Linked DNA regions of Homo sapiens: region 1 is linked to region 2. A link is a contact called in ENCODE Hi-C or POLR2A ChIA-PET data. All regions are on one chromosome and are shown on one strand. Each heading gives the region's core, a stretch centred on a gene start or an enhancer-like site at or near the end of the contact. The rest is flanking DNA. Distances are from core to core; before and after follow the strand shown. Region 1 holds the start of ANTXRL (ANTXR like). Region 2 holds the start of NCOA4 (nuclear receptor coactivator 4).

Evidence for each region. A loop is a pair of places that touch in the nucleus more often than their neighbours do. ChIA-PET counts read pairs that join two places held with the same protein, here RNA polymerase II (POLR2A). Pooled maps may share reads with other maps.
Region 1: a loop to region 2 is called in a map of CD8-positive, alpha-beta T cell, with 12 times the contacts of the local background. The contact joins the promoter of ANTXRL here to the promoter of NCOA4 in region 2. A Hi-C loop is called at or near these places in 7 of 168 maps with a recorded cell type or tissue (CD8-positive, alpha-beta T cell, OCI-LY7, PC-9 and 3 more), 5 of 37 single-sample maps with no recorded cell type and 20 of 50 pooled maps. POLR2A ChIA-PET finds 5 or more read pairs at or near these places in 6 of 52 experiments (activated CD4-positive, alpha-beta T cell, activated CD4-positive, alpha-beta memory T cell, activated T-cell and 3 more).

What each region holds. Positions count from the first base shown.
Region 1 is chr10:46,282,992-46,289,207 of GRCh38, reverse strand. It overlaps ANTXRL (ANTXR like), which reads right to left and starts at 2,211. Exons shown (of 17, transcript NM_001278688.3): 1 at 1,698-2,211. The coding sequence starts at 1,945. It overlaps LOC105378577 (a long non-coding RNA gene), which reads right to left and starts at 4,358. Exons shown (of 1, transcript NR_160731.1): 1 at 3,211-4,358. RefSeq lists silencers at 4,168-4,657, 6,022-6,171.
Region 2 is chr10:46,027,789-46,034,323 of GRCh38, reverse strand. NCOA4 (nuclear receptor coactivator 4) reads left to right here and starts at 3,701. Exons shown (of 10, transcript NM_001145263.2): 1 at 3,701-3,798. LOC105378287 (a long non-coding RNA gene) reads right to left here and starts at 3,549. Exons shown (of 3, transcript XR_945923.4): 1 at 3,457-3,549; 2 at 1,540-1,735. MSMB (microseminoprotein beta) reads left to right here. Exons shown (of 4, transcript NM_002443.4): 4 at 773-1,011. The coding sequence ends at 902. RefSeq lists an enhancer at 3,656-3,725 and a silencer at 4,086-4,175.

The sequences.
Region 1 (6,216 bases), core at 962-3,461, 260 kb before region 2:
CTTCCAGCTCAATCCAATCAATGAACAAGTGAATAATGAGTCTCATGAATAAGCTGGACGCTAATGACCAAAGAGCCTGCCTGCAGGCAGTAGATGTTGTTTCTGCCTGGAGGATTACCGCAAGTTTCTCAGGGTCCCGCCCAGCTGCGTGGTCTTTGGATGGGCTTTGGAGTCACAAAATCCAGAGTTTCAATTCAGCACCATGGTCTATCTGGAGGCTGTGGTGGGTCATTCCCTGGCCATGACCTGGCTCATTGCCTCCTCCTTAGAATGGGGCAATGCCCTTTACCCCCAGCCTTGTTAGGAAGACTCATTAAGGTTGCTTTTGTCTGCTCCCTTTACATCCACTCTAGGCACTCCCTCTGCATTCCCCCTCATCCAGTCTGTCTGGGATTACATCAGGGCCTCTGCAGTTCCTGTGAGTTTCTAGCCTGTGGCTCTGCCTTGCCTGGCAGGTCCCTTCATCCCCATCCTCTGTCATCGCCTCTGACCTGCAAATTCTCCCTTCATCCTCATCACACTTGGCAAGGTGAAAATGAAGATACCCTTTTTACAGATGGGGGACACGAAGGCACAGAATGATGAAGCAACTTGCCCAAGACTATGTGGCTAGTGAGTGGACTCTGCCTGTCTCCAGAACTGAGTTGCTCCTTCCCCAAGAGTAGCAGAACAGTCAGAAACCATGGGAATTGGTGGGCTGGGGTACACGTCCCCTAACCATTAGTATCCAGGAGGAATGAGAAAAATCAGAGGAATTTCAACCTGCGATGCTGGAAAGTGTGCAGCACAGGAAGCCGGAGTCTTGTCACACTAGCTGTCTCTGGATGCTTCCCCAACCTCCAGGAGCCACCCTTGTCCAGGAACCAGATAGAAAAATACCTGTACTACTCACAGCCCAGGATTGTGGTGAGGTGCCAGGAGTGCAGGGGAAGGGCTTTGGAGGCCAGAAAGTGCTGCAACATTCTCCTGAAGATTGCACCACTGCTGCTACTGAATAAGCACAGAGTATTACCACCCAGCAGGAGGAGCAGGAAAGGGAACCAAGGCAATCTCTCCAAAGCTGAACATTTGCCTCTTTTCTTTCCTGGTGAGCCAGAAGGTGCCTAATACGTAGCCCAGCTTCCCCAGGGCCAGCCTGAAACAGACCAAACTGTTCTGAAAGTGTAGGAACTATCGCGTGGCTCTCCAAGTTGCAGAAGAGGCACTTAGAAGCAGCCAACCAAAGGCCTTCTCTAAGCAGTGACATTAGAATGCCCAACACAGGCAACAAAGCAATCTCTGTGGGGCCCAGTAAAATAGAAGTCATTTGCGTGAAAAAACAAACAAGCAAAACAACACAGAAACCCCAAACATCCGCAGTGAGCATCTGAGAACTGCTGAGAGGCAGGTCCGAGCAATCATCTGTTGCAGCAGCGTGAGGATGAGGATGCTGACCCAGCTGATGGAGGGGTAGGGAATCGTCCAGAACCCCTTTGGTGGCTTTTTTCCTCATCCAGGAGATGAAGCACCAGGGAAAAGAAAGCCAGGGCATTCTTTCTGCCTCAGAAAAACAGGAGGCCTAGGTCTGGTCTGACCAAAGTTTGGCCCTGCTTCTGTGACGGAAGCTTGCATCTCCTTGAGTGGTGTCCTGTCCCTAGTGAAAAAGAGACAGTGGCTCCTGAGGGTGACCCAGGGCCAGAGCTAGAAGGGACACTCACTTGTCCAAGATGAAGTAGAGGTCAAATGAGCCCTGGCATCTGTGACCTGCTTGCCCCTGGCGCCAGTGCTGCCTCCATCCTGGGCCATGGTGGTGGTGGGCTCTCCTGGAGCCCAGGGCCAGGCGGTGAAATATTCTCCAGTCAGGTCCATGGTACCGAAGGCTTCCTGCTCTAAAAAGCGGTGGAGGAAGCAGCAGCAGCAGCAGGAAGACCAGGAAGTAGGGCCCCAGGGACTCATGGCTCCCCATTATCTGGCTGTCCCTGTGACCCCACCTCACTCTTGGGTGCCTGTGCCAGGGCCCAGAGAGGCTGAGCACAGGCCCCTTCTTTGCCGCCTCCCCTTATGCCCGGGGCCACACCCCTCCTCCTGCCCTTTCACCAGTGCACACTATGGCCCTCCACCAGGTACCTCCCCAGATCGCAGGGACTAGGGTCAGCAGCTGGCTCTGGGAGACTTGCTTCCAGCTACCTGCCTGGCCCTTCCCCCACCCTGGGGACAGAATTCTCTGTTATGGTTGACAGGAAGGTTGACATGGTGACTTTGTGACCTGCAGCTCTTCCCAATGTCCTGCATGTTGACAACATCAGGGGGAGGCACAGGACCTTTGGAGGGGCTACAAGAGGAAGCCTCCATTTCCCTTATAACAGCCCTCACAGTGTCCCTTAAAACCACTAGACCCTGCTGTTTGTTCATTGGAAGAGTTAGCCCAGGTGAGTTAGGTGAGGACATTGCTGTGGGTGAGGAGGTCAAGGACTGGGAGGCCAGAGTGTTGGCAATGGGAGGTTATTTGTGTGACACTGAAGTCCCCCAGGAGATGGCAGTTCGGGAAGGAGATGGAAACTGCAGTGTTGCCAGAGTCTTTGTGAATGAGGGACATTCCGGTTCTCTACTGCTGTGTAACAGACCACCTACATTTAGGGACACAGAACAGGCCCATTTTATTATGCTCACAGGTTCTGAGGATCAGGCACTCAGGGCGGAGTTAGGAGGGCTCCTCATGTCTGGGGCCCCATAACTTGAAGGATTGGGCACTGGAATTATCTGGAGGCTGCTCCACTCACAAGTGTGGCTCCTAGGCAGGAGGGCCCAAAACCTGGGCTCAGCTGGGACTGTGAATGGAGACCCTGCATGTAGCCTCCCCGTGTGACCTGGGCTTCCTCCCAGCATGGCAGCTTCAGGGTGCTTGGGCTTTTACAGGTGGCCCAGAGGTCCAAGAGTGAGTATTTTCAGTGAGCACGGCAGAAACTGTAGAGCTTTTTATGACATCACCTTGGAAGTCACACAGTGTCACTTCCACTGTGCTCTATTGGTCCAAGCAGTCACAGCTGCCAAGAGTCAATGGGCAGGAACACAGGCCCCCTCTCTAGGGAAAGAATGTGGACAGGTTCACATCCCAGTGTCAAAACTGCTGTATGACCAACGCTTTGAATAGCAGAGAGGTTACAGTGTGTGGAAAGACGTAGGCACCAATGAGTGAGACTCAAACAGGACTCAGAAAAGTCAGACTGTAACTGTTAGAAACACCTTAATCAATTTTATTTTATTTTGTATGCACAAGAGTGATATCCAATTAAAAATCGTTCTCTAATAAGTCTAAAATATATCTTTCAATATGTGTAATATACAAATTACAAGTGATAAAAGTATTGGGTTAGTTTTTTGTTCTTTGATTTCTTTTGTTTTGGAACTGTATTTAATATAATAGAGTATCTTAAATAAGGGGTATTTCAGAATGAATGAAGCCCAGTATATTTCCTTCAAAAGCATATTTGAGCTATCTTGCTTCATTCTTCTTGATACTTGGTATTAGCATACTTTAATATTTTTGCCTGGTGGTAAGTCATCTCCTTGTGGTTTACTTTTTTCTTATTTTATTTATTTATTTTTTTGTAGAGACAGGGTCTTGCTATGTTTCCCAGGCTAGACTCCACCTCCTGGCCTCAAGGGATCCTCTGGCCCTGGACTCCCAAGCGCTGAGATTAGAGGTGTGTGAGCCACCCTCACTGCCCTCTTTGTGGTCTTAATTTGCTATTTCCTAATTACTAATGGGAACTGGTCACCTACTCACTTGATTTTGGTCGTTCATGGTTCCTCTTTGAAGTGCCTATTTAATGCCGGCATCCATTCTTTGCTTCAGGTGTTTTTCTCTTTCACATTGACTCAATAACAGTCTTTATATATCCTGGATACTAATCCTTTATCACTTGCTGCAAGTATCTTCTTTTACTCTGTGGCTTGTTTTTTTCACTTCATTTATTGTTTTTTAAACAAAGCCTAAGTTCTTAATTTTAACGTACTTGAACTGACATTTTCTACCCTGGCCCCCTCCCACCCTTAGTTCCCAGACACCTCTTATGATCTGGGGTCGAGGAGCCCGCCTTCCTGGCGGTCTCAGCTGGGGCCTGGGGAGCGAAGGCGGCGGGCGCTCGCGGGAGGAGCTGCGCGATTCGGATGCTGGGGAGGTGAAGCTCGCGGGGCCGCCAGGCCGCCGGGGTAAGGAAGGCCGGGAGGCCGCGGGGGTCCACGGCGCGGAGGGAGCCGCAGGCACCGGGCACAGCCCTCGCCCATCGCCGAGACCCGGCAGGCCCAGGAGCCAGAGGGCGGCGGCGTGAGAGGGAACCGCCTCCAAAGGACGCCCTCGCCCTCCCGCAGGCATAGTCGCAGGCGCCAGTCCCGGTCCGAGCCAGCTGGGGGTGGCTCCGGGGAGCTGAGCCGGGGGAGGGCCGGGCCGCCCAACGGATCAATAGGGGGGTTTCTCCCAGGTTGCCGTTTCTCTGGCCCGCGACGCCCTACCCGCCGGAGCCGCCCAACCGCAAGCCCCGCCCCGAAGGCGGGTGCAGCCAGGAAGGCGGGGCCTGGTGGCCTCTGGGCGCTGGCGCCAAGTTCAGAGCCGCGCCCTGGGCTGGGCGGTGGCGGCCGCGTCTGCACTTCCCCCCCTGCGCGCCTCTGGAGAGCCCGGGAGAGACGCACCCTCAGGTCGGCCAAGACCGAGAACAAGCGGGCGCGGGCAGCGGAGCCCATCTCACTTGCACGAAAGGCAGCGTTCTTGAGTCCTGCCTTTGACGGCGGGGGGTTCTTCCCTTCCCTCTGTCAGCTTCCTCCAGCTCTCTCCCATGTCCTTTCCGAGTCCCATTGCTGTCCCTGTCTCTTGCCTCTCTGCTTCTTGTCTCCTTGTCCTCTCCTGTTTCTCTCATCTCTCCCTTTTTCTTGTGTCCGCCTTGTTGGCTATTTCTCTTTTATCCTTTTTCCTTCTCTCTCTTTCGGCCTCTCCCCTCACTCTCCCTATAGGCTTCCTTCTCTCTTGCAAGCAAGAATTCTTCTTATGTTTTTCCCCTAAGGTGACTTCTTGGCCATAATCGTTTGCATCCACCCCTCCCCGCCCCAGCCCTCTCTCTGTTCATCTTGTAGTGCCCCATTATTCTCATCCAGGGCTTGTGCTAGGTGCTGGCGTCTTCAGCCCAGATCCTTTCTCCAACAGAGTATATACAAAGATCTGCACATGTAACCCGTTCAGTGCCTTTCCTGGGAAAAAGTACATAGATGATCAAATTATAAATCTCTGAATTTTCAGGGTCACCTGAAAAAAATACCTGGTTTTAGATACAAGACAATTGAATCCTTTTCTTGACATTTTGCGTTTACTCATAGAGGCACAGACAGCACAGCAGGAAGCTAAGCCTTGCAGAAGCTTTTAGGGGACATTGCCACCCACACCTTCTGTGCAATGCCAGGTGCAGGGGAGGCAAGGGACAGGATACAGACCTGGGTTGTGGGAAGACAGTGGGAGGCCAGGGCTTTGCACTTGAAACATTTGGGTGAGACTGACTGGAAATAAGAAATTAACAGTAAATTTCTAAAATATGTAGTTGCTTTGCCTCCTCAGAAATAATGGAACCTGATGTTGTGGTATATTGTGATCTTTAATGATATTCCAGCTTTTGACCAGCTTCTGTGGAACATCTCTACCCTGCCCTGCAGACTACCCTGTGACTCCTGGAAGTCTAGGTCCTTTGTTGCATGGAGAGGATGCAAACCACGTGCTGCAGCTCCCGATGCCTTTTCCGAGCAGATTCCTCAGAGGGGGTGCCTGACATCAGAGATGAATTTCAGCCAATGCCTCCGAAGAGGCAGATGCAGAAACCTCACTCCTCTCAGTAACCCTGAGCAAAGCACTCAACCTCTCTGAGCCTCGGGTTTCCATCTGTAAAATGGGCTCAAGCTAAGTTGTCTCTCCAGACTGTCAGGCGGCGCGCAGGGAGGAGGTGCAGACGCGGCCGCCACCGCCAAGCGCCCAGCGCGCGGCTCTGAACTTGGCGCCAGAGCCCTGAGGACACCAGGCCCCGCCTTCCTGGCCGCACACGCCTTCGGGGCAGGGCTTGTGGGTGGGCGGCCCCCGCGCGGGAGGGTGCCGCGGGCCAGAGAACTCGCAATCCGGGAGAAAGCCTCTGATCAGCTGGGCAGCCCAGCCCTCCCCGGGCTCAGCTCGGCGGACAGCCCTCTGATGGCTCGGGCTGGGCC
Region 2 (6,535 bases), core at 2,452-4,951:
ACCTCCCCCGCGCCGACCCGCCATCTCTACTAAAAATATAAAAATTAGCTGGGTGTAGTGGTGTGCTCCTGTAATCCCAGCTACTCAAGAGGCTGAGGCAGGAGAATCGCTTAAACCTGGGAGACGGAGGCTGAAGTGAGCTGAGATCGTGCCACTGCACTCCATCCTGGGTGACAGAGTGAAATTCATCTCAAAAAATTAAAGTAATAATAGTAATAATACATAAATATTCTAGCATTAGTATCATCTCATCTCATCAGAACTCTTCAAAATATTTGTATGTACTGCAGCTCAATTAGAGGTGGTCTCTGACTTTCATCAGCTTCTCCCTGGGCTCCATGACACTGGCCTGGAGTGACTCATTGCTCTGGTTGGTTGAGAGAGCTCCTTTGCCAACAGGCCTCCAAGTCAGGGCTGGGATTTGTTTCCTTTCCACATTCTAGCAACAATATGCTGGCCACTTCCTGAACAGGGAGGGTGGGAGGAGCCAGCATGGAACAAGCTGCCACTTTCTAGAGTAGCCAGACTTGCCCCTGGGCCTGTCAGCACCTACTGATGACCTTCTGTGCCTGCAGGATGGAATGTAGGGGTGAGCTGTGTGACTCTATGGTACAGACTGGTCCAGGTTCCTGGAGGTCACACTCTGGGGCTGCCAGCCAAAGGGTGCCCTTAAGTTGGAGTGTGGGTGACTTCCTGAACAGAGCTGGCACTGGGGAGGGGGTGCTCGGGGTCCTTTCTCTTCTAACAGGCCCCAGTTTTGTCTCAATGACAGTGTTTCTACACCTGTGGGTTATGACAAAGACAACTGCCAAAGAATCTTCAAGAAGGAGGACTGCAAGTATATCGTGGTGGAGAAGAAGGACCCAAAAAAGACCTGTTCTGTCAGTGAATGGATAATCTAATGTGCTTCTAGTAGGCACAGGGCTCCCAGGCCAGGCCTCATTCTCCTCTGGCCTCTAATAGTCAATGATTGTGTAGCCATGCCTATCAGTAAAAAGATTTTTGAGCAAACACTTGAATATGTGTGTCCTTTTAATTTATAATTTATGTATGCATTGATTTAATACACATTATAAAGAATACAAAACATTTAAAAAGGGAGACAAAACTACATATGAATGGCCGGGCACAGTGGCTCATGCCTATAATCCCAGCACTTTGGGAGGCCAAGGCAGGCGGATCATTTGAGGTCAGGGGATCGAGAACAGCCTGGCCAACATAGTGAAACCCCGTCTCCACTGAAATACAAAATTAGCGTGGTGGCAGGCACCTGTAGTCCCAGCTACTCGGGAGGCTGAGGCAGGAGAATCACTTGAACCCGGGAGGCGGAGGTTGCAGTGAGCCAAGATCACATCAGTGCACTCCAGCCTGGGTGACAGAGTGAGACTCCGTCTCAAAAAACAAGCAAACAAACAAACAAACCCAAACCCAAACAAAACAAAACAAAACAAAATACATATGAATAAAAGTTCTATTTTTCCTAAACTCTATAATAGGTCATTGTGCATCCCTTACTCAGGGGACCACTGCCACTCTTACTGTTTCTGATGTCTGCACTCTGCTGCCCGTGTCCTGCTGTCTGGTGAACGATGAAAAAAATGTGTGTCTTCAAGCTGGAATTAGATCCCTTCTTTTCTTTACGGTGTTCCTGTTTATCCCTCCTTCCTCTTCATCAGGAAGTGTCTTCTATGATGTGTCCCCCACATTCCTCTGTGTTTGCTTGAGGTCAAAGCAGCTTAGAACAAGAAACAGCTTAGAACAAGCCTGTAAAACAGCTTAGAACAAGCCTGAAGAAAGTGCCCCCAAGACCACATGCAGCCCGAGGGGAATTAAAGGCCAGGGGCTCTGCCTTGCAGATGGAGAGTGGCCTGGGTGCAAGGCCCCAGCATCAGCTACCTCTTGCTACACACAGACCACCGAAAACTTAGTGGCTTAAGACAACGACAACATTGATTCTCTTTTAACTGTTTCTGTGTTAAAGAACATCTGTTCACTCAACAGGTCTGTACTGAGCACCTGGGCCAGGCAGTGCTCTAGACCTGGGGATACAGCAGTGAACCAGAGAGATTTCAGGAGAGAACCCTGTTCTCCTGGGGCTTGGACTCAGCTGTGTGTACGTGACAGATCAGAAATGAGCAAACAGTCATCTGTTGAACAATCAGTGGGCAACTGATAAAGAGCTTTATTTTCCCCTGTCCCCTATCTGTTTAAACATGCTATGTGGGCCAGTTGAGCAATCTAGACAGGTCCCTTAGCTTTCTTGTTCACCTTCAGATAATTTAAAAAAGTGGTCTGAGTTACATTTTGAGTTACACAAAGTCTCATTCCAGGGGCTGCATCTGAATTGAGAGGGAATGGGGGACAGGAGAGTTAAGGGCTCCTTCTGCCTGAGGTCATGTTCTAGGCTGACTTCCTCATGGGACTTTTGTGGGCTTCTCTCTCCACAGCTCCCCTTCCACTCACAGCCTATGACTGTTATCTTAGCTTCTGCATCGTAATCTATGTCTCCTATTGTTTTCTAATGAGGTTGCCTTGCCCCTTGTAGCAGAGTCACTCTTGGATGAGATCCATAAAACCCTGCTATGATCACCTCCTTTGCTGCGGAATGTGGGGAAGCAGTTGGCAACTGAGTATGGAGGACCTCTGTCAAAACTGAGACAGAAAGAAGTGCTATTTAACATCTAGTCACAAGTAAATAATGTGGGTTATAATCTGGGCTGTAGGCTGGACGTGGTGGCTCATGCTTGTAATCCTAGATCAGGTGGGAGGATCGCTTGTGCCCAGGACTTTGAGACCAGTCTGGGTAACACAGCAAGACCCTGTCTCTACAAAAAAATTTAAAAACCGGGCATCATGGCGCATGTCTGTAATCCCAGCTACTCAGCAGGTTGAGGCAGGAGAATCGCTTGAACACAGGAGGCAGAGGTTACAGCAAGCCGAGATTGCGCCACTGCGCCTGAGCGACAGAGTCAGACCCTGTCTCAAAGAAAAAAGAAAAGAAAAAAAGAATCTGGGTTCTGCCATTTATTTATTTACTCAATTTTTTTTTTTTTTTTTTTTGAGACGGAGTCTTGCTCTGTCGCCCGGGCTGGAGTGCAGTGGAGCGATCTCGGCTCACTGCAACCTCTGCCTCCCAGGTTCAGGCAGTTCTGCCTCAGCCTCCCGAATAGCTGAGGCTATACGCGCGAGCCACCACGCCTGGCTAATTTTTTTGTATTTTTAGTAGAGAAGGAGTTTCACCGTGTTAGCCAGGATGCTCTCCATCTTCCGACCTCGTGATTCGCCCGCCTCGGCCCCCAACGTGCTGGGATTACAGGCGTGAGCCACTGCTCCCGGCCTATTAACTCAATCCTTAGAAAAACAAATGTGGCAAAGGTGGAATCATACAACATATGGCCTTTTGTGTCTTACGATATTCATTTTTGCATCTGAATGTTCAAACTAAATAATATCTACCTTGTGAGGCCATCTGAATCACTTAGGATGGTCCTTGGCACCAAATTTGCCTTCAAAAAAGCATTTGCTTCATTTAATTTCGATTTATTCACGAAGGACTAAAGGACACTGCAAGGGCGGGGAGGGAGTGTGCGCCTGCGCTCTGCGCCTCCTAGAGGGCAGTCAAGGGCTTCTGGCTGACCCGAGCGGAGATCTCGCGAGACTGTCAGACGTATGGCGAGAGGTGTGGGAGGAAGATTGTGTTGTCGCGAGAACTCTGCCTTTGGGCCGTAGGTTAGTGTGGGGCCGTGTCTCAGTCCACCCAAGGTCTCCTCGGATCGCCTGGAGAGGCACTCGGACCTGGTAAGAACGCTGTGGGCCGGGTGGAGGCTCGATGACCGCTGGCCCGCTGGGCCCGGGCTTGTCCGCCCCTTCCCGACCCGACCGACACCGGGACCGGTCTGCCTTCTCCTTCCCTTCCCTCCCCTCCACACGCCAGGCCCGGGCACCTCTTCCTGCCTGCCCGCCGGGCCCGGGCCTGTCTTCTCCCCTTCCGGCCACACGCCGGGCCCGGGCCTACGTTCTCGCCTTCCCGCCACACGCCGGGCCCGGGCTTGTCTTTTCCTCCCCGACCCTCCTCGTGCCCGGCCGTGGGCCTGTCCTTTCCTCCCCGACCCTCCTCACACCCGGCTCGGACACCTCCTGCTCCCCGCCGGCCTTCCCCTCTCTTTAGGTGTGACAGCTCCAAGTTTCCTGTTTCTCTCGCCTCTTGCTTGGATGTGGGGCGAGGCGAGGTCTGTTTTGCCGGACGGGCACAGAACATAATCCATTTCTAGCTTGTCAGGTGGAAATGCAAAGAAGATATTGGGTTTTTTTGGCCCTCTGTGTGCCAAACACATACTGTCACATTTAATTCTCCCAATAATCCCGAAAAGTAGCTTGATTATCTCTGTTTTACAGCTGAGAAGAGTAAGGCTTGCTCATTCATTGGTTCATTCCACCAGCAATCATTTATTTGGTGCCTGTATGTTCAGGATGTTGAGGATAGCAATGAAAAAAATGGACACCTAATTCTCATGGAACTAAATTCTTGTTGTGGGGAAAACAATAATCATAATCTTACGTGGCACGGGATTTAACATGGAATGATGCCATCAAGAATGGCAGAAGTAGAATGACAGAAGTCAGAGTGCTGAATTTATCTGACCCCAAAGGCAGAGCTTTTTTACTTTTAACTGTGCCTTTTTGTGTCACTTTCTAATCAGGGTCGGGTTCACCACAGTAATTGCCTTTTGGATGGACTTAGCTTTCCACCACGCACTTGGTAATTTGGAACTAAGTTTATAGAGACTCTTGAGTTACTTATTGGAATGAGGATGGCACAGGAAGTCATAGTTGGCCCATTTTTATACCGAGATCCTAGTGTGACATTTCCAAACTTTAAAGTACTTGAGACCGTTTGAGAAAGACTTACCCTAAGGATGCAGTGGCTTAGGCAATTTACTTGGTTTTCTCATTTGAAGATTTGCTAGCTTGCAGATTTGTTCAGATAAGTAAATGAGATTATGTATGTAAAGTCCAGCACAATAACGTTCCTTTCATTTTCTCCTTTCCTGCCTTCCAGGGAGCCTTTGTCCTTGGGTCTCTAAGGAAAATCCTACTCTTTGAAAGTTTTGTGGTAGTTTTTATCTAAATAAATCTCTACAATTACATTATTACCTTTGTGCAAACAGGCATTTCGGAAATGGAAAAACATGTTGAGCTATGGAAGGGGAGGAAGATGTCCTTCTCAAAGGGAGAGAAGATATTTTAGAACTACATAGTACCCCTCACCCCCCCCTTTTTTTTTTTTTTATTAAATCAGTATAGCTGTGCCAGAATCTCAGGATCCGGTGTAGGGGTTTCATAAAACTCCATAGGATATCCTGACACATATCCCTCCCCCGGTTGAGAGTCCCTAAGTTAGTGTTTTATAATACTTTCCCTCACATAGTGTTAGCATTCAGAGCCAGTCATTGCTGCTGCTGATGGACTTTGAACTCAGTCTCTTATTTCAAAGAATTAGTATTTTCTGCTTGGTTGGTGAATCTATGACACGAGTTCTCCTCTAGGTGGCAAGCTCACCATTGTGTTCTCAGGGACTATCACAGTAGTGTCAGTTTAGGTACTCAATAAATAGTTGTTGGATGAATACATAATACCTTAATACTTAATGATTCCTTCAACATACCAGGTGTGGTTAGGGACTTTGGACTCAGATCTGGGATTAAATCTTGGCTCTTCTACTTGGGAGTTTGTGACTGTAGGTAATATATTTAACCTTGTCAAGTCTGCTTTTTTTTTTTTTTTAATTAATGGTGATGATAATAGCCACTTTAATGAGGGCTAATTGAGATAGTGAGTTTTTTAAAAAAAGGCTCGGCACATAGTAGACTAGATGTAAATACTTACTGAATTCATTTACTCAGTAATTAATTGTTGAACACCTACTATACAACAGTGAACAAAAAGACAAAGTCCCCGCCATGTGGAACTTACCTTCTAGTATGTTTTCTGAAGGGAGATCAGAAAATAAATGGTTGCTACGTGCCAGACTGTGGTTAGTACTATGGAGAGTAATAAAGCATATTAAGGGGGATTGGAGGCAAGACTTTTAAAAATAAAAGATGGTGAGGAATGGCCTCAATGAGAAGATGACCTCTGAGCAGACACCTGAAGGAAGTGAAGGCCTGGGCTCGAGGATACCTGGAGGAAAGCGCAAGGGCCCTGAGGCAGAAGCATCCTTGTTAAGCTAAAGGAGCAGCAGGAGGAGAAGAGTAAGGGTAGAGGGGAAGAGTAGGTAGCAGTCATGAGGTTTCTGCAAGAGTCCTGGAGAGAGATGATGGTAATGAAATTGATGAACTTTATGTCTTTCTTTGTTATATCCTGTTCTTTGACTAAAAGTAATAAAAATAGGTAATACTTCTATAGCTCTTAATGTGCATCAGGCACTATTTTAAGTGCTTTACATATATTAGTCATCAGATCTTTCCAAGAAAGTATACCTAGCCTCAGAAAATGAAGATTTGTCACTCTTTAGGATATACAGTGGAATGTGCTG